Linked DNA regions of Homo sapiens: region 1 is linked to region 2. The links are chromatin loops, found by intact Hi-C in ENCODE. Cell type or tissue: ovary. All regions are shown on one strand. Links, peaks and the distances in the headings refer to the core of each region. The heading gives the core; the rest is flanking DNA.

Region 1 (9,513 bases), core at 1-8,000, 96 kb before region 2:
TGGGTCTGGAGTTTAGGAGAAAGATCTGGGCCAGAGACAGTGTTGAGAGTCGACAGTATCTGCAGGGTGTGGAAGTCACAGGTGGGAACAGGGCTGCCCAGGCACACTCATCAGGAGTGAGGGGCCATGGGCCAGGAGTAGACAAGTCCTGGGCTTAAGGATCAGCAGAAGAGGAGCCAGCCATGGAGGCCACGTGGCAGAGTTGCCCTCACAGAGATGGGAGGACAGCCAGGAGATGTGCCTCAAAGGCAGGGAAAAAGAGGCGTCAGGAAGATGGCCGGCAGCCCATGTGCCACAGTGGGCTGGAGAGGAAATCATGCTGGCCTTTGCCAGAGCGGTTTCGGTAGCCGGGGGCTGGGGGCTGTTGTGCAGTGGATAGGTGGCTGGAACCTTGACTCCAAATCATGATCTTTCACTGCTCCGCGACTACGCAGGCACGTTTATAGGGAAGAAGTCAAGAGAAGGGGAAGCCTGAAAGCCACAGGTGAGACTGGGAAAGGCCAAGAGAGGGTCCCAGTCACTCAAAGGGAGCCAGAAGTCCAAGGAGGGTCCCCCGACCCCGACTTGTACACTGGAGAAGGGCTGCCCCTACTTCAAGGCCACAGGGCAGCTGCAGGTGAGTTTGGCTGGGAGGGAGGATGGGAAGAAGTCTTGCCTGGTAGCTTGGCTTTCTAGGTAGGGTGGGAGGCAAGGGTGGGTGCTCTGCTGAGAGAAAGCCAGAGTGAGTCGAATACTTGAAGAGAGTGGGGGAGGTTTAAAGAATGAGGGGAGAGCTGTGGAAGGATTGCTGAGCAGAGCTGCGATCCCTACTGGGGCCAGAGACCATGAACTTGTCATGGTAGCAGTCTGCACGACTGGGTGAGTTTCTCCAGCAGTGCTCAGCAGCGCAGATGGGGGGCAGAAAGGCGTGGAAGAGGATGAGAACAGAGACACGCAGCAGGGACGGGGTGGAGAGGACAGGGAGCCAGGACCACGGAGCGCTGGCAAGAGCCTGCTCAGGGTGAGATGCCCAGGAGTTCCCTGGAGAGGACATGGTGAAGTCGAGACAGCAGGGAGAACAGAAGGAAATGGGTGAGGGATGTTACTGGGACTCAGACAGGGACTGGGGAGGAACAGAGCCTGTAGTCCAGAGTTAAGATGTTTCTCTTGAAGATATCAGAGGGCTCAGTCCCAGTTGGGGGAAGGTATGAGTATGAGGCTGAAATGCAGCAGACATAGTCATCTGCCCCGGGAAGTCAAGAAGTTTTTATTCATTCATTCAACAAATATTTATTGGGCAGTTACTGTGCCAATCTCTGTGCAAGACACTACATGCAGGGGTGAACAAAACTTGGTTCCCGCCCCCCAAAGGCCTCCCCGCCTTGCCTCACTGGGGAGACACATTCACACCATGACAACACCCTGTGGTGACTGCAGTGTAGGAGAATGCCCAGGTGTGGTGGGAGCACGCAGAAGGGTCCCCACCCAGGAAAGGAGCAAGCGACGTCAAAGCTGAGCCTTTGGAATGGGAGTTACCCAAGCAAAGGGAGTGCAAGGGATCTCCAAGAAGAGGAGAGAGCTTTTTCCAAGGAGAGGCCAGCAAGAGTGTGCATTTGGTGAAACCAGAGGGTAACAGAGTGGGGAGAGGTGAGGGAGAGCTGCAGGGTCCCTGAAGGCAGGCACAGAGCTTCCAGAGGGATGGGAGGCTTGGAAGGGATTTTAGCAGGGGAGCAGCATGATCAGATTTGCATTTTAGCACTTGGGCTGCAGTATGGAAAATTGATTGAAACGGAGCAAGGGAGCAGACAGAGAGACTGGTGAAAGGCTGCAGGGCGGCAGGGGTGGCAAAAAGAGGGCACAGTCAGGAGATATTTAGGATTGAAAATCAGCAGGACTTGATGCTTTTCCTGGATGGGGGAAGGAGGGAGAAAAGGGTCAAGGATGCTTCCCAGATGCCACCAGCTGAGCTGCAGAAAACAAGAGGAGAACATGGGGGTTGGGGGGGGTACCAGGAGACAGGAGGATCACATCTGGAGACAGATTGCGTTTGAGGAGCCTGAGAACAACCAGGGGACATCTGTAGGCAGGTAGATATGCCAGGGATGAGGTCAGGACACCCAGCTACGGTGAAGAGGGGAAGACTGTTATTTCAATAGCTTGGCAGACTCTTCTTAGGGAGGAACACTTTTGTTTGAGAAGATACCTTGCTATCTGCTAGGGTTAAAAGGGGAAAGCCTAGGGCATGGGTGACCATAGGGCCAGGGAAAGCCTAGGGCATGGGTGACCATAGGGCCAGTGCAGCCACAAAAAATGGTTAAGCTGCCTTGTGTGAGAAAGGAGTGAAATCTGTTTGGCCCCTGAGAGGAGGAGAGCAGAGACGGAGGAGCCAAGAAGGGAGGGGAGCGCGGGGGAGGGCAGGGAGGCAGGAGGAAGTGAGTGAAGGGCCAGTGGAAATTTCCCCTGGTGGACAGCAGAGGTGCCCATGGCCTTGTGTGATCTGACGCGGTTTGAGTCGCTGTGGAATAAACCCCTTCTCCACCCGCCCCTCTGCAACCCCACAGGCCACAGTGTCCACAGCGTCCTTGGTAAAGTCGACTGTATTCACATCTGCATTCTGTGAGTGCGGGTATAGGTGGGAGTGGAGGAGGGAACTTACTTTCTGGGTTTACGGGCACGGTGTGGTGTCAGCCCATTTGGAAGCAAAGCCTAGATATGGAGGGGGCCAGACGAACAGGACCTGGGAATGCACAGGACCCCCTGAAGCAGGCCGGGGATCTGAGTGATCTTGCTGTATCTAAGCTGACATTGGAACATGAACAGTCTGAAATCCCATGAGCCCCGCTGCCCTGCACCTGCGACCCTCAGGCTAGACCTTGGACTGTCTACAACACGAGTCAGGCCCAACCCGCCCTGGAAATCATCGTAGGAGGTTCCAGCTCAGTGCCCAGAGACAGCCCCCACATCCCACCCCATCAGGTCAGCTCAGGCTGGAGCAGGCATATGAGCAACACCCCTCATTCCACCCCCATACACATGCATAAGCCCATCCGCCTGCGCCCTGCCAGTCTGACCAGCACAGTCCTGGGGACAGGAGCGTGGTGGAGGAGCTGCAGGTGGGGGCCAGAGAAGCCTCCACAGAGAGCAAAAGCCAGGGTCAGCCAGAGACAGGACACCAGAAGAGACAGGAGATCAGAGACCAGAGGAACAGAGAAGAGGCCCCAGAGCAAGGCAAGGAACGGCCAAGGCACCAGGACATGGATGCAGTGGAGCCAGGGGGACGTGGCTGGGCCAGCATGTTGGCGTGCAGGCTTTGGAAAGCCATCAGCAGGGCGCTGTTTGCAGAGTTCCTGGCCACGGGGCTGTATGTGTTCTTTGGCGTGGGCTCAGTCATGCGCTGGCCCACAGCACTTCCCTCCGTGCTACAGATTGCCATCACCTTCAACCTGGTCACCGCCATGGCTGTGCAGGTCACCTGGAAGGCCAGCGGGGCCCACGCCAACCCCGCCGTGACGCTGGCCTTCCTCGTAGGCTCCCACATCTCTCTGCCCCGTGCTGTGGCCTATGTGGCTGCCCAGCTGGTGGGGGCCACGGTGGGGGCTGCTCTGCTTTATGGGGTCATGCCGGGAGACATCCGAGAGACCCTTGGGATCAACGTGGTAGGTGCAGGGAGGGGCACCTGGAGGGCCAGGAGGCGGGAATGCGCACAAGTGGTGAAGGTGGAGGCCAGGACGGAGGCGAGGGAGCAAAGGAGGAAACAAGTCAGCTGCAGGCTCCACATCCTCCCGGGCTGGGCCCCAGGACCCAGAGGACTGAGACTTTGACCTCAGTCTAGGCAGAATAGAAATGGGATAGTGGCGCGAAGAACAGGTGGAGAAGGAAGAGGCCACATAAAGGAGAAGGAATAGAAGGACCAGGCGTTTAAGGGTAGATGCGGCCAAGGGAGTGCGGGGCCTGTGGGTAGAGAAGGGGACCCCACGGGGACTTCATTTTTCTCCCAGGCTCCACCCACGTCCTCTGCTCTCCGACTGTTCCCAAGTTCTTCCCTCCACCTCGAGGCCTGCCTCACTCGCCCCTTCTCCATTTCGTAACCATCTGTGTTCCACCTTCTTCCCCCAAATCTCCTCCTTCCACACCTGCTGCCAGTCTCCTCTCAAGCAAGCCTCCTGAACCACTGGCCCCAACCAACCCACTGGTGGGGTGGGAGGAGCACCACTCACTTCTGCAGGGAGCAAGGGTCCAGAGCAGATATGGACCCCTCTGCACAGGCCTCCCGAAGTCCTGAAGCTGGGCGGCAGTGAGGTGTCACCCCCCTCCAGCTGAGGAGACCAGGCCCAGTGGCAGGGGTTTCTCTGTCTGTCCGTGGGCAGAGCCCGCGTCTGGTCCAGAGTAACTCCCTCTGTCCAGGTCCGGAACAGTGTCTCAACTGGCCAGGCGGTGGCAGTGGAGCTGCTTCTGACCCTGCAGCTGGTGCTCTGTGTCTTCGCTTCCACCGACAGCCGTCAGACATCAGGCTCCCCGGCCACCATGATTGGGATCTCTGTGGCACTGGGCCACCTCATTGGGGTAAGGAACAGAGGGGACACCGTGCACATGCACACACCGGGTCCGTCCCCGGGGAAACTGTGGAGCCCTGAAGGCCAGGCAGTGTCCCTCCCTGAGCCCCTCGTGCCTTGGAGCCAAAGTGGTACCCCCTGCACTCTAGGCCCAGGATATGGCACTACAGAGGCCGTGGCTGGGGCTAAGGCTCTGAGCCAGGACTGAGAAATGGTCCCCTCTCAGGCCTGCCTTAAACCTTCTCCCACCCTGACCCTGCACTTGCTCCCCAGATCCACTTCACTGGCTGCTCCATGAATCCAGCCCGCTCCTTCGGCCCTGCCATCATCATTGGGAAGTTCACAGTCCACTGGGTGAGCCCCTCTGCTGGCAGCCCTGGGGAGGGAAGGGAGCCTGAGTTGCCTGTAGACGGTGGGTTTCACTTGCAGCTTCCCTAAGCTCAGAAGGCCAGGGTGAATGTCTTGGCTGAGACTTCCTTTCTTTTCGGCTTCAGTTGCCCAGGATACCCAGTGGACTGGCAAGAAATGGGCCAGGGCAGGAGCTGCAGCCTTGGCCCAGACTTTTAAGTCCTGGCTGTTTCCTTATTCACTTTCTCCAGCTGGACCAATTTTCAAACTTGGATAAAGAAAAAGACAAACAGAAATAGACACACACACCAGCAGAGACAGAAACAGCAATAGCCAGGACTCCTGGCTAAAACGGGGGAAGTGAGAGGAAAGAGGCGGGGGCGGGTGAGGAGACTGGCCCCAGGCCCCAGCCACGGCTGCAGAGCCTGGGCTCAGCCCCAGGGAGGGCAGGGAGAGCAAGGGGCAAGGTCCCCTTACCTTGTGGGCTTGGGAAACACGACTCGTGGTTCTCAAATTTAGCACCTTACAGACAGTTGAGGGAGACCTGGGAGATCAAGTCGGCACTGGGGAAGCAGGCAGCGGTCCCAGAGCCACCCTGTGGTCCTGATAGCTCCTGGGTGGGGTGACGACATCCTTCTCCTCAGGTCTTCTGGGTGGGGCCCCTGATGGGAGCCCTCCTGGCCTCACTGATCTACAACTTCGTCCTGTTCCCCGACACCAAGACCCTGGCGCAGCGGCTGGCTATCCTCACAGGCACCGTAGAGGTGGGGACAGGGGCAGGGGCAGGGGCGGAGCCCCTGAAGAAGGAATCCCAGCCGGGTTCGGGAGCCGTGGAGATGGAGAGTGTGTGAAACAGCCTACGCCTGGCCGCGCCCTTGGGCTTCCTGCCTTGCAGGACCTGCCTGGAGGTTCTCCCTGGGGGTGGCGGGAGGGGGAGGCTTGACCTTTTGTCCTGACCAGGTGGGCTGGAGGGGACAAGCCCTATCCCTGGCATTACGTTTCTAGGTAGAATCTGGGAGTGAATTTGTCCCATTCCCTCTCTGTAGGGCTTCCCCACCTCTCGGTGGGACAGAGCAGAGGAAGGCAGGGGATTTAGGATCGCCCTCCCATCCTCTCACCCACTGGACCCCGTAGGAGTCCTGACCCCAGATGCCCAAGTCTTGGGGGAGAAAGGAATGGGAGCCCAGACAGCCACTCTGCTTAGACATGGGAGCTATAGGGACCTCAGGGAGCCCCAGCTTCTTACCCACCCAGGAAACCCTTGGTCCAGAGAGGACAGGCTTTCTGGAGGAATCAGGCCCTGGGACAGCCTCTGAGCTCCTGGGGGTGTTTCTCTGACCTTGGGTGTGGTTTTGGGGGCTATATTTCCTCCTTCAGACTGGGGGCTTCCTGAGGACAGAGACTGCTCTACCAATAGATCTTTGTTTGTTTTGAGACAGAATCTTGATCTGTTACCCAGGCTGGAGTGCAGTGGCATGATCTCGGCTCACTGCAACCTCTACCTCCTGGGTTCAAGGGATTCTCCTGCCTCAGCCTCCCAAGTAGCTGGGATTACAGGCGCCTGCCACCACGCCCAGCTAATTTTTTGTATTTTTAGTAGAGATGGGGTTTCATCATATTGGTCAGGGTGGTCTCAAACTCCTGACCTGAGGCGATCTGCCCACCTCGGCCTCCCAAAGTGCTGGGATTACAGGCGTGAGCCACCGTGCCCGGCCTCTCCCAATAGGTCTTTATTCCTCAATCCTCCAAATGCTCTGGAGAGGCCCCCACCCTTGAGAAGAACTGACACAGAGAAGAACATTTTCTCAGGCTCGTAGAGAGGTGGGATAGAGGAAGGGAGGTTTGAGCCAGACAGGCCTTTCCCAGGGAAGCCTCCTCCCAGGTGCTTGCCCCAGCTCCCACCCCACAGCCCACTCTCAGGCAGGAACAATCCTCAGAGGGGAAGTGCCCATCTAGCCATTGACTCATGACCTGGGTCAAAGAAGCCGTCTCCAGGCTCTCTGTCAGCATTACAGGATCCCCAGAAAGCTGTTGAATAAGCCCTAAGGGTGGTAGGAACCCAGGAGGGACCCAGGAAACTAAGATTTGAGATTCAGTGCCTCTGAAAGACTACCAAAATCTAAGTTGGTTTAATAGTTAAAAGCTGCTGTAGATTTATTCTGCCCACAACTTGGGGGTCCTTTCTGGATCTCGGCTTCTCCAGCTGTAAAATGGACACACAATCCTCCTCCAGGGACTGCTGTGAAATCAAGAAATCGGAAAATACTTTCAGAAGTTAAAATGCTAGAAAAACAACCCCAATAAATGATGATTATTGTTGCTGTTACTGTAATTATTGGGTATGAAGACAATTGCTGTTGGTAATGAGAGGGAGGAGGGGAAAAGAGAGAGAGAAAGATGATTGAGAGGGAGGGAAGAGAGACTGGGTTTTCTCTCACATCATTGGATCTACTTAACCAGGGACCCTGTGTGCTCTTCTCCTGGGTCTGCTGACCTTGAGGCTTTGTGGGTGTGAGGGGCTGTGGGAGGGCCCTGGAATGAAGAGGCGAACCAATAAAATCAGTTCTTCTCATCTCTATGACGCCCATCACCATGGTACCCTAAGATGCAGCAGCCAAATTCATATAAAAGATGGGTCCTGGCGGCCAGGCACGGTGGCTCACGCCTGTAATCCCAGCACTTTGGGAGGCTGAGGCGGGCAGATCACGAGGTCAGGAGATCGAGACCATCCTGGCCAACATGGTGAAACCCTGTCCCTACTAAAATATAAAAAATTAGCCGGGCGTGGTGGCGCGTGATTGTAGTCCCAGCTACTTGGGAGGCTGAGGCAGGGGAATCACTTGAACCCGGAAGGTAGAGGTTTCAGTGAGCCAAGATCACGCCACTGCACTCCAGCCTGGTGACAGAGCAAGACTCTGTCTCAAAAAAAAAAACAAAAAAAACAAAACAAAAGATGGGTCCTGGCCTGGTGCAGTGGCTCCCACCTGTAATCCTAACACTTTGGGAGGCCAAAGTGGGAGGATCGCTTGAGGCCAGGAGTTCGAGACCAGCCTGGACAACATGGCAAAACCCTGCCTCTACAAAAAATTAAAAACTTAGCCAGGCATGACGGCTCAAACCTGTAATCACCAACATGTTGGGTGGCCCAAGCAGGAGGATTGCTTGAGGCCAGGAGTTTGAGACCATCCTGGGCAGCATAGTGAAACTTCATCTCTATTATTTAAAATGAAAAATTAATTAAATTAAAATACAAACAAAAGATAGATCCTTTTTAGTGATGTCTCCTGAGGGACTGGGGATGGGGGAAAGGCTGCCCAAGTCTTCCAAGGGCAGTGTGGCAGGCCCAGCCTGTGACCAGTGCAGTAGCTGAATCCCTGGTGCTCATAGCCCCAGTAGCTGTGCTCAGCGTTCTGTAATATCAGCGCAGATACTACTCACATCTCTCCAAGCTGGGCCCCACTCATCCATCTTCACAATCTCTCAGAGTCCAAGGCTGCCTGTGTCCTTTTATGAGCAGGGAGAGCTGGGTGTCTGTATGTATGCATGTATGAGAGCGTATGTGTAAACAGAGGACATGATTGACTTGCTCAAGGTCACCTGGTTCAGGAGCACGAACACTTAAGGTCTCCCCAGCTCCCAGTTGAGAATTTTCCAAAATAGAGCTCCTGGGGGGTTCATACAAGCTGCAGCCCCAGGAAGGAAGGAAACAGGAACTAGAGGATTGAAGGGGATGGGGGCGTGGAGCTCCTATGGTAGGCTCTTAAGCTCCTTGACAAATGATCACTGCTTTTTGTCCCCAGAGCCAAGCACACACTGGGTGCTCAATATAAGTTTGATGAATGAATAAGGCTGGGCAGTTGGGGAGGATGGGAGGCAGTAATAGATCAAGAGGAGAAAATTTCAGGAGTTACAGCTCCAAATAAGCCAGTATGACAGCAGCTGAGAAGCCTATGCTTCCAGGCAGGGGCTGGGGAGAGGGTGCATCGCCAGATATTTGCTGTTCCACCCACAATTTCAGAGCAGGCTTCACAATGTCTGTCCCAGGAACATACAGGCCAAAATATGAGGGGTTGCCTGAAGAGAAAGCTGAGGGGCTATTTTCACTAACAGTTCTTCAAAGCAGTTCTGTCAGGACAGAGCAGGAGGAAATAAGTTTCCTGAGAAGTGGGGAATTAGGTTAGCCTCTGAAGAGCATCCAAGGTTAGACGTGGAAATAAGTAACCAAAGGTTCGCTTCCCCTCCTCTGGAGCCCTTTAATAGGACAGCAGGCCATCTGTTTGGATGAGGGAAGGGCTGGCCTTTGGAGAGCTGAATCTCAGTAGCTCCAGCTGGGGGAAGCAGGCTTCATTGGCATAGCCCCTGGGCCTGGGTGGGGGCAGGGGACATGGGGAGGACAGAGACCCAACCAGGCCAGCCCTTGGTGTGCATTCCCTTCCTCCTGTTTGTCAGGGAAGTTTTTAATTAATGGTGTATAATCTGATCTGACCCTTCTCCCTGCTGAGCACTGCCTTCAATCAGTGGAGCCATCTGCAATTGCAATTCATAATTCTCCCCAAAGGGAGGGGGACTCGGGCCGGGTGCCTTGGTGATTAATACAATTAGCCTTTTATGTTGATGATTGTCTTAGCAGGAG
Region 2 (9,365 bases), core at 1-8,000:
GCAGGAAGGGCAAGAAAGGGTATAGAGAAGAGACCCTAGGAATCCCGTTCCCAAGTTGAGTAGGCCTAGTTTTTTGATGCTTTTGTCTTTTCATTGCATCATCAGGCCAAGTGCCAATCTTAGGTGAACCCACCACTGGCTTTCCCCAGGGTCACACCAGGGCAGTCAGGACCTCCCTGAGGAAGTCACATACCAGGGCAGCTTAGTATCACATTGCGTTCATGCTCAACATCCTTAAATGGGCGTGCAGTGCTGCCTGGCAACCCCACTGTGTTTTCCTGGTCAGCTTGCTCTCTCTGATGACTACTTCGAACTTCTCCACTCTTCTCAGTCACCCTTCCTAGCTCCTCTCTCACCCTCAGCGGATGACCTTGGCTACCACTTACTTCACTGAGAAAATAGAAGCCTCAGACAAGATCTTGTCCTTCTTCTGGGTACCAAGCCCTAGAAGGGAACATTCATCTTATCTAGGATAAAGTCTCAACCTAGAATTTTCATCTTATTCCCTCTGCCTTTTTAAGATCTTTCTCCTGCTAATTCTGTCTCTCCCTGCTCTACAGTTGGTCGCTCTTTCTCAAGTGAAACCCCATTGACAATGAAACATGCTGAAGATGCTCTTGTCTTAAAATACATAGCTGTAACGACAGCTAACATATATTGAGAACTTGCTATGTATCGGTCTTTGTGCTAAGATAAAAACTAAAACATGTGTCTCTCAACTCCACAGCACCTGCCAGCTCCTATAGTATCTCTCTGCTTCCCTTTACAAAGTTCCTAAAAGTGATATGTTTATTTCACTGTTTCTATTTCCTCATCTCTAACTCACTTTCTGATCCACTCCAGGCTGCCTTCTTCCCCCATCATCACCATTCCTCCTAAATGGTTCTAGCTAAGGCCAGTGGTCACCTTCATGTTGCCGAATCCAGCAAATATTTTTTTTATTATTCTTGATCTCTCAATAGCATTTAAAATAGTTGCCCACCAACTCTTCTGCTGTTGTTTTTTTTTTTTTTTTGAGACGGAGTTTTGCTCTTGTTGCTCAGGCTGGAGTGCAGTGGCACCATCTCAGCTCACTGCAACCTCCGCCTCCTGGGTTCAAGCAATTCTCCTGCCTCAGCCTCCTGAGTAGCTGGATTACAGATGCGTGCCACCATGCGCGGCTATTTTTTTGTTGTTGTTGTATTTTTCGTAGAGACGGGTTTTCTCCATGTTGGTCAGGCTGGTCTTGAGCTCCCGACCTCAGGTGATCCGCCTGTCTCGGCCTCCCGGAGTGCTGGGATTACAGGCGTGAGCCACTGCGCCCGGACCCCACCACCTCTTTTTTGAACTATTCGCTTTCCTGACAATCATACTCTCTTTGTTTTCCTCCTATGTCTACCCACTCCTCTGTCTCTTTGCCAGTTCATTTTCTTCTACTTGGCCATTTAGTGTCATCACTACTCAAGGCTCAGTCTCAAGCTTTAATCTTCTTTTAAATCATAAGAGTACAATGCACCAGCTTGAAAAATTTTTACACTGGTATGTCTTACAGTGTAGTATTTTGCATATTGCATTGGTATAAAACATTTCCAGTACCCCAGAAAGTTCCTTCAGGCTGTTTCCTAGTCAATGCTACCCCATAAGAGTTAACCACTGTTCTAACAGTATAGATCAATTTCCCTCATTCTTGAACTTCTTGGAGTATATGTATCCTCCATACAGTGTATACTCTTTTGTGTCTGTTTGTTTTGTTTTGTTTTGCTTGTGATTACGTCTGTGAGATTTAGCCATGTTGTTGTGTGTGGAAGTGGTTAGTTCTTTTTTGATGCTGTATAGTATCTCATTATATGAATATGCCACAATTGATCCATTCTACTGATGCTAGACATTTGGGTTGTTACTAGTTTTTGGCTCTTATCTATAAAGCTACTATGAACATTTTTGTTCATGTTTTTTGGTTGATATATGCACTCATTTCTCCTGGGCACATGACTAGCTATGGAGCTATGGTTAAGTCATAGGGTATGATTCTGTTTAGCTTTAGTGGATACTGCCAAATCAGACCTTTTTTTCTATCTTTTTTTTAAACTTTATATTCTATTCTTGGGCAGTCTCATCTTCACTCATCACTTCAATTACCATCTACACACTGACAACTGCCAAATTTATGTCTCAGCCCAGCTCTCTCCTCTTAGCATCAGCTCCAGTCGCCAATTTTCCCACTTAACGTCTCTACTTGGATGTCCCTAAGACTCCTCAAAACCTGCATGTGCAAAACCAAAGTCATCATCTTACCTCCCAAACTAGTTCTTTACCTGTGTGCCTGATCTAGTGAGCCACCCACTGTTCACCCCGTCATGCAAACCAGAAATCATCCCTGACACTCCATCTCCCTCACCTGCCTTGACAGGATCTGCCAATTTTGCCTCATAAACATCTCCACTCTACCCCCTGTTCCGGCCCATCCCACCACTGCATGTCTCTTTGGGCCACGGCAATGGCTCCTCGACAGGCCTTCCAGCAGCCCTTCTATATCCTTCACTCTGCAGCCAGAGTGGTCTTTTCAAATCAAAGCTCTGATCACTTGAACGCCTTCCATGGGGAGTCTTTCATTGTCCCTCAGCCAGAATCCTCACCGTGGCCTTTAAGGCCCTGAGTGACCTGGGTCCTCCCTGCCTTTACCCACCTCTCCAGCCACACTTGCCCCTTCTCATCTCTCTCCTTCCAGGCCTTTGCATACACTCAGTTCTCTCTCTGGAATATCCTCCCTCCTCCACAGCGGTAAGCGCTAGTGCGCACGTGCACACACACAAATATATACACACACACACCATTACCTAATTACTCCTCTTTATTTATTTTTTATTTTATTTATTTATTTATTTATTTATTTATTTATTTATTATTTAATTTATTTTTTTGAGACAGAATCTCGTTCTATTGCCTGGGCTGGAGTGCAGTGGTGCAATCTTAGCTCACTGCAACTTCCACATCCTTGGTTCAAGCAAGTCTCATGCCTCAGCCTCCCAAGTAGCTGAGATTACAGTCATGTGTCACCATGCCTGGCTAATTTTTGTATTTTTAGTAGATAAGGGGTTTCACCATGGTGGCCAGGCTGGTCTTGAACTCCTGGCCTCAAGTGATCCGCCCATTTCAGCCTCCCAAAGTGCTGGGATTACAGGCATAAGCCACCGCGCCCAGCCTCCTCTTTATTCTTTAGACTGTAATTCAAACATCATTTCCTCAGAGAAAGCTTCCTTAATTCCCCAGTCTGGGGCAAGTCCCTCTGTCATTCACTCTGATAGAGTCATTTTTTTTTTTCATAGCACTTATGGTTTGCAATTAGATATTTGTTTTTTTCATTTTTGAATTGAGGTCTGTCTTCCCTGTTCGACAGTAAGCTCCATGAGGGCAGGTCCATGATGTGTTCTCCACTGTGTCAATGAGTAAATGCAAGAATGAAGAAGCAAGGGATTTGGAGACAGATGACCTCATTCCAGCCTCCAGCCCACTTCTTGCTCTCCCTAAGACTTGAATAGGCTGGTGTGGCTCAGTTTTCTCACTTGTCAGATGGGAATGAAGTTACTCAAACCTGCTTATTTCACTGGGTTGTGTGAGGATCCCATGAGATAACAATTGAAAACCATGAAGCATTACACAGACATGAGGGGTGGCTGGAATGAAGAAAGGGATATAGAAAAAGTCAGAAACCACTCAGCACACACTGCTAAAGAGAAGGTCTGGGTGGGGGGCGCTGTATGCTTGGACAGAGGGTTCAGGACTGAGTGCAGCTCTGTGTGTGTGTCTGCTTGGGCACCTCTCCAGGGGCCCTCTGTGTATGCCCTTTGACACTTTCCTCATCCCCCAATTACTTGAACAAGATGAAGATGGGAAAGAATGTTAGAAGAATAAGCATTTGTTTGAACAAGCATACAGGCGATGGAGGAGAGAGGACATGCAGTTGGGTGTGTGTGTGTGTTGGGGTGTGTGCGTGTTGGGGTGTGTGTGTGTTGGGGCGTGTGTGTGTGTGTTGGGGTGTGTGTGTCGCCCCACACCAGGGCTGCGTGTCTGTGTGGTAATGTGCAAGTGTGCAGTGTGGTCTTGGTTGCTGTGGGGGAAGAGGTATTCAGTTGCACCCAACTTACTGTCCTTTGGCACTGTCTGTGCGTGCACACCCTTGTCTTTGCTGGGGCTCCCAAGCTGGAAGCTCCCGCTGCCTTAGCTGCTTCCTTCTGGAAATCAATCTACTTCCCCTTCCAAAACATCTGAAGGAGGGGGACAGTGCCCTCTAGTGGGAACGCATGGGCAGCTGCAGCTTCCTCAGCCCAAGCCTCAGCCCCACTCCACCCAAGTCTGGAAGTCCTCTCTGAAGCACTTCCTGGGGAATGCAAAGGAGGAGGCCCCTGCCCTCTGAGAGCTCAAGATCTGGCAGGCAGGAAAAAGATACACACAGGACAGGACACACAGGTTCATGCAGGAGAAGCCTGAGGACAGCAGCTGAAGGTGGGGGAGTCTCTCCTCATCTCTGCAATGACTTATCTCTGGTTGCCCTGGGTGTTCCTGGCCTTCCTTGCTTCCTGTTCCTGCACATGGTCTCTTGGTCCTGCTCTTTTGCTCTCGGTCATTACTCATAGCTGTAGGGCCTTGAGCAGAACTGGACCCTTTAGTCTATTCCCTGGGTGGGCACTAACAGCACCCTGTGGAGTCGGGAGGATTCTTGGAGGAGGTAACATGTGAGTAGGATCTTGAAAAATGAGTAGGAATTCTCCAGATGGAGTCCAGGGAAGGCACAGGACTGTGGATGAGCCTCGTGTGTCTGGGGACAGGTGGTGGTGGCTGGATGCTGGCCTGAGGTGGAGGGTACATTGCTTTCAGCTTTTTTTTTTTTTTTTTTGAGACGGAGTCTTGCTCTGTCCCCCAGGCTGGAGTGCAGTGGCTCAGTCTCGGCTCACTGCAAGCTCCACCTCCTGGGTTCACACCATTCTCCTGCCTCAGCCTCCCGAGTAGCTGGGACCACAGGCGCCTGCCAGCACACCTGGCTAAATTTTTTTGGTTTTTTTTTTTTGTATTTTTAGTAGAGACAGGGTTTCACTGTGTTAGCCAGGATGGTCTCGATCTCCTGACCTCTTGATCTGTCCACCTCGACCTCCCAAAGTGCTGGGATTACAGGCGTGAGCCACCACGCCTGGCTGCTTTCAGCTTTGTGGGGCTACAAGAGAGGACTAAATTTTGCCAGGAGGCAGTGGGGAGTGAGAGAAGGTCTTTACTTTTTTGAGATGGAGCCTTGTTCTGTCGCCCAGGCTGGAGTGCAGTGGTGCGATCTCGGCTCACTGCAACCTCCGCCTCCCGGGTTCAAGCGATTCTTCTGCCTCAACCTCCCAAGCAGCTGGAACTACAGGTGCGTGCCACCATACCTGGCTAGAGAAGGTCTTTAAGCAGAAGAATGGTCAGAGTCACACAACTCGAACTAAAGGTGGGGAGAAACTGCAGGGAGGCAGGGAGACCAGTTGAGAGGCTGTTGTTTAGGCAAAAGAGGAGGGCAGTGGCAGAAAGAGGAGGACAGTGGCTGTTGTTTAGGCCAGTCTGAGGGCAGTGGCAGAAGGATGGAGAGGGGCTAGAGCTCAAGACTCTGCTTCTGAGGCCTCTTTGTCCCTGGCAGCAAAGCTGAGGCCAAAGGTTCCACATCACTCAGTTCTGCTAGAACCTGACACCCTGCCTCACATCCCCAACACACTCTAGGGTCTCTGCAAATGGAGAAGGGAAGATGGTGGGAGCAGGGAGGGAGAAGAGAGGAGGAGGAAGGGGAACATGGCCTGGGGCTAGGGGATGCTTAAGGAATGGGGAGGCCCAAGCAGACCCACCTAGCCCCGGTCTAGCCCCACTGCTCCTCCTCTGGCCCTGCAGAGAAAGCATTAATCTGCTATACCTCCCTCCCCCGCTTCCCCTCCTCCCCTCGGGTCACCTTCTTGGCCCTGGAGACTTGGCTGATGGCTCAAGTTCCTCAACCAGTGGCCCTGAGTAATCAGAACACACAGAGGGGCCAGGGGCCTGGGGGCAGGGAATGGTAAATTAGCGGTAGGGGAGCCTCAGAGACTGAGGCCGGGAGTCTGCAAGGCTGAGGGTTTTGGTGGGAACCCCAAGTTGGTTCCCAATACTCTCTACCTGACCCAGGTCCCCCTGCCCCACCCCCAGCACTGATCTCAATTTCTTCCACCCACCAGAGAATTCCTCGAACAAACTAAACTGTTCGGGGGGCGGGGGGCAGGCCAAAAAGGGTAGTGGTGATCTGCCAGGAAGCTTTCCCACTGCAGGAGACAGGGTCCCTCCCCCTAGTGCCGGGAACTGGTCAGAAATGAGTCTGTGGTCAGTGAGAGACTGCTGCTAATGGAACCTGGGCTGGCCCACAAGCCACAGGAGGGGTAGGGGAGAGGAAAGGAACCAAAATACATCTCAGCATAGGTGGGTAGGACGAGGGCTGGTAATGCTGTCCTGAAATAGAGCTGGGGCCAGGGAGGGAGGGGAAGAGAAACAGGGTCGGGGACTGGAATTGGAGGTCTGAGAGAGTACCTGGTGGTGGGGCACGGAGGGGCTCAGGTATCCCAGAGGAATAACTGGACGAGGGAGAATAAGGGAGAGGACCCAGAATTGGGATGGGGACACTGAGGGATATGCTGAGGAACAGATTGGAGGATGACAGAGAGCATGAGTGTGTGTTGTGTGTGTCCTGGGGGGGTAGGGACTGTGGTCGCTGTGATCATCATGGCAGTGGGTGCAAAGGATGGTGCTAGGTCCCGTCTCACCTGGGAGGGGTGGGTTCCAGGAATCCCAGCCCTAGGCTTTTCCAGGGTTTCCACTCTGTCCTAAACCCTCTCTGTGCTGCCGGAGCTGGTGACAGGAAAGGGGCTCCAGCCCCCTGCTCTCCATCAGCCTCCCTTTCCCACTGCCATCAATTATTCATCAGCCCAGACACCCGCCCTCCCTGGCAGGGCAGGCTGGTCCTCCTCCCATGCCCCGCCCCAGCCACACTGCCACAGAGGCCCTGGTGAGGAAGGACGGCCAGCTGGGCTGAGATACCTGGCTGACGGGCTGGGTGGCTGGCTCTGCCGGACTCTGCCTGGAGTCACATCGCCTTCCCCTCTGGCACCTTCCCCCTTCCTCCTGCAAATCCCTGGCACCAGGAAGCCCCTGGAGAAAATGCCCATCCAGATCTTCTGCTCCATGTCATTCTCCTCTGGAGAGGAAGCCCCAGGGCCCTTGGGAGATATTTGGGGTCCCCACCACCATCAGCAGCAGCAGGACATCTCAGAATCGGAAGAGGAGGAAGAAGAGAAGGAAAAGGAGGCAGTGAGGAAGGAGGCCAGTGAGGGGCATTCACCCATGGACTTGGTGGCCTTTGCCAACAGCTGCACCCTCCATGGCACCAACCACATTTTTGTGGAGGGGGGTCCAGGGCCAAGGCAGGTGCTGTGGGCGGTGGCCTTTGTCCTGGCACTGGGTGCCTTCCTGTGCCAGGTAGGGGACCGCGTTGCTTATTACCTCAGCTACCCACACGTGACCCTTCTAAACGAAGTGGCCACCACGGAGCTGGCCTTCCCGGCAGTCACCCTCTGCAACACTAATGCTGTGCGGCTGTCCCAGCTCAGCTACCCTGACTTGCTTTATTTGGCCCCCATGCTGGGACTGGATGAAAGTGATGACCCCGGGGTGCCCCTCGCTCCACCGGGCCCTGAGGCCTTCTCTGGGGAGCCCTTTAACCTGCACCGCTTCTACAATCGCTCCTGCCACCGGCTGGAGGACATGCTGCTCTATTGCTCCTACCAAGGGGGACCCTGCGGCCCTCACAACTTCTCAGTGGTGAGTGGAGCCCCATGCCTGCCACAGTACCCCAAGAGTGTCTGCCATGGCTGTCCCTGACTGTCACCTCCTGGGGTTGGGGCTGGGGCTGGGGCTGGGGCTGATGACTGTGCTGCCCCCTACCTCATCTGGCTGACACAGGCCAGAGCTCACCCAGGAGTCCGGGGCCTGGAGCTGGGCTGGTATTCCCAGGTCCACACCAGTGCTGCTTTTCCTGTTAGAATCTTGAAACACGTCTGTCTTAGTTGGTATTTTGCTGCTGCCTCCCAACATGTCCTCCAGCTTTACCTGCCCTTCTCAAGACTTCCTCATGGTCCAGCAGGGCCCGGGACCTTGCTCCATCTGTGAGGTCAACCTTTGATCTGTTGGTGGACGCCAGTGCCTGGCCAGTTGTTCACTATTTTGACTAGCACCCATGGACTGAAGCTGGGGTGGGTGCTGCCTGGTCTCTGGTGGTACAAGAGAAGGGAGTGAAAGGGTGACAGTAGAGGGGTGGGGATATCCCCCAACCCCACCCCACCATGGCCCTTGTCAGCATCTCCTGCAGCAGGGACTTCATTGCATCTTCACTTGGTCTTCCTGTGCCCTCCTATGGACGCCCCACCCCCACCAGCTCTGTGTGTGTGTGTGTGTGTGTGTGTGTGTGTGTGTGTGTGTGTGTGTCTGAGGGTAAATAACAGGTCTCTAAATCATATCCCTCTCCCCAGCTTTAAGTGGCCAGGGACCCTCTTCCTAGGGGAAGCTCTCACTGGGAACTGTCCTTCTGCTTGGCCCCCCACCCAGGGGTCCAGGGCTTTCCCTGCTGGGGGGCCACCTGGTACCCCACTGTCTCTCCTAAGTTCATCTTCCAGGTCTGTCTGGCCTGACTGCTCTCCTGCCCCACCAGCTCCCAGATGCCAGGCCTTCCCTGCCCCACACACCCATCCCTCAGTCCTCCACCCCCTCCCTAGCGTAGGGGCAGGGGGTGTCATCATACCCGTGCATCATGGGATGACTGCAGGCATACAGGGGCCTGGGGGTTTGGGCCACTGGGCCTCAGGCCAGGAGCCATAGGAATGTGTCTACCTCTGGGCCCGAGAGTAGAGCAGACAGTTCTCACCCAGGCCCACCAGGTGGCAGCAGCAATCCACTGTACAGCAGCCCTGTCCTCTGAACCGGCGCAAGACAGGGCTGCTAGCCGGCCTCAGACACCTCTAATCCCATACAACTCCGGATGGAGTGTAGGCATGGGCATATGTCCAGCCTGGAGCCTGTGGCTGGGTGCCGCAAGACCTGGTCATGGGGCTGGGGACTAGGAGCCCTTGGAGTTCTCTCTTTGCCTCATCTCTGGACCTCACCCACAAAGTGGGGAGAGCAGTATGTCTCCTCTTCTGGAGGTCAATGGAGGAGGCTGTTCTAGGAAGGGGGAAGGGGGCAAAGACCGTATTCCCTAGTAACCTACTGCCATTGCTGCTCCAGTCTGGCCTGAAACTCTTTTGTCTCTCCCCTGCTCTGGGCTGTATTGACTCACCTTATGACCTGTTTTGTGGACT

The links. Hi-C counts contacts between places; a loop is a spot of excess contacts. Peaks named below come from ENCODE experiments on the same cell type or tissue, not always from the same donor. Only the 100,000 strongest peaks of a DNase experiment are listed, where the experiment ranks them.
Region 1: it touches region 2 in a loop (4-fold over the local background); 104 of 110 quality-filtered maps call a loop at or near these places.

The regions. Positions count from the first base shown.
Region 1 is chr12:49,969,941-49,979,453 of GRCh38, forward strand. AQP6 (aquaporin 6) reads left to right here and starts at 3,007. Exons shown (of 4, transcript NM_001652.4): 1 at 3,007-3,635; 2 at 4,384-4,542; 3 at 4,806-4,886; 4 at 5,525-7,199. The coding sequence starts at 3,234. The coding sequence ends at 5,731. It overlaps LOC105369764 (a long non-coding RNA gene), which reads right to left and starts at 5,565. Exons shown (of 3, transcript XR_001749143.2): 1 at 5,358-5,565. In ovary, for the core only: no CTCF peak of the experiment used is centred there; DNase peaks (open chromatin) are centred at 3,281, 4,421, 4,831, 5,711 and 2 weaker places.
Region 2 is chr12:50,066,412-50,075,776 of GRCh38, forward strand. The region is part of intron 3 of ASIC1 (acid sensing ion channel subunit 1); the gene reads left to right. Among named protein-coding and RNA genes, the nearest start is that of ASIC1, 13 kb to the left of the region's middle. RefSeq lists enhancers at 8,658-8,927, 8,948-9,047, 9,178-9,227. In ovary, for the core only: a CTCF peak has its summit at 4,277 (motif pointing left); a DNase peak (open chromatin) is centred at 4,290.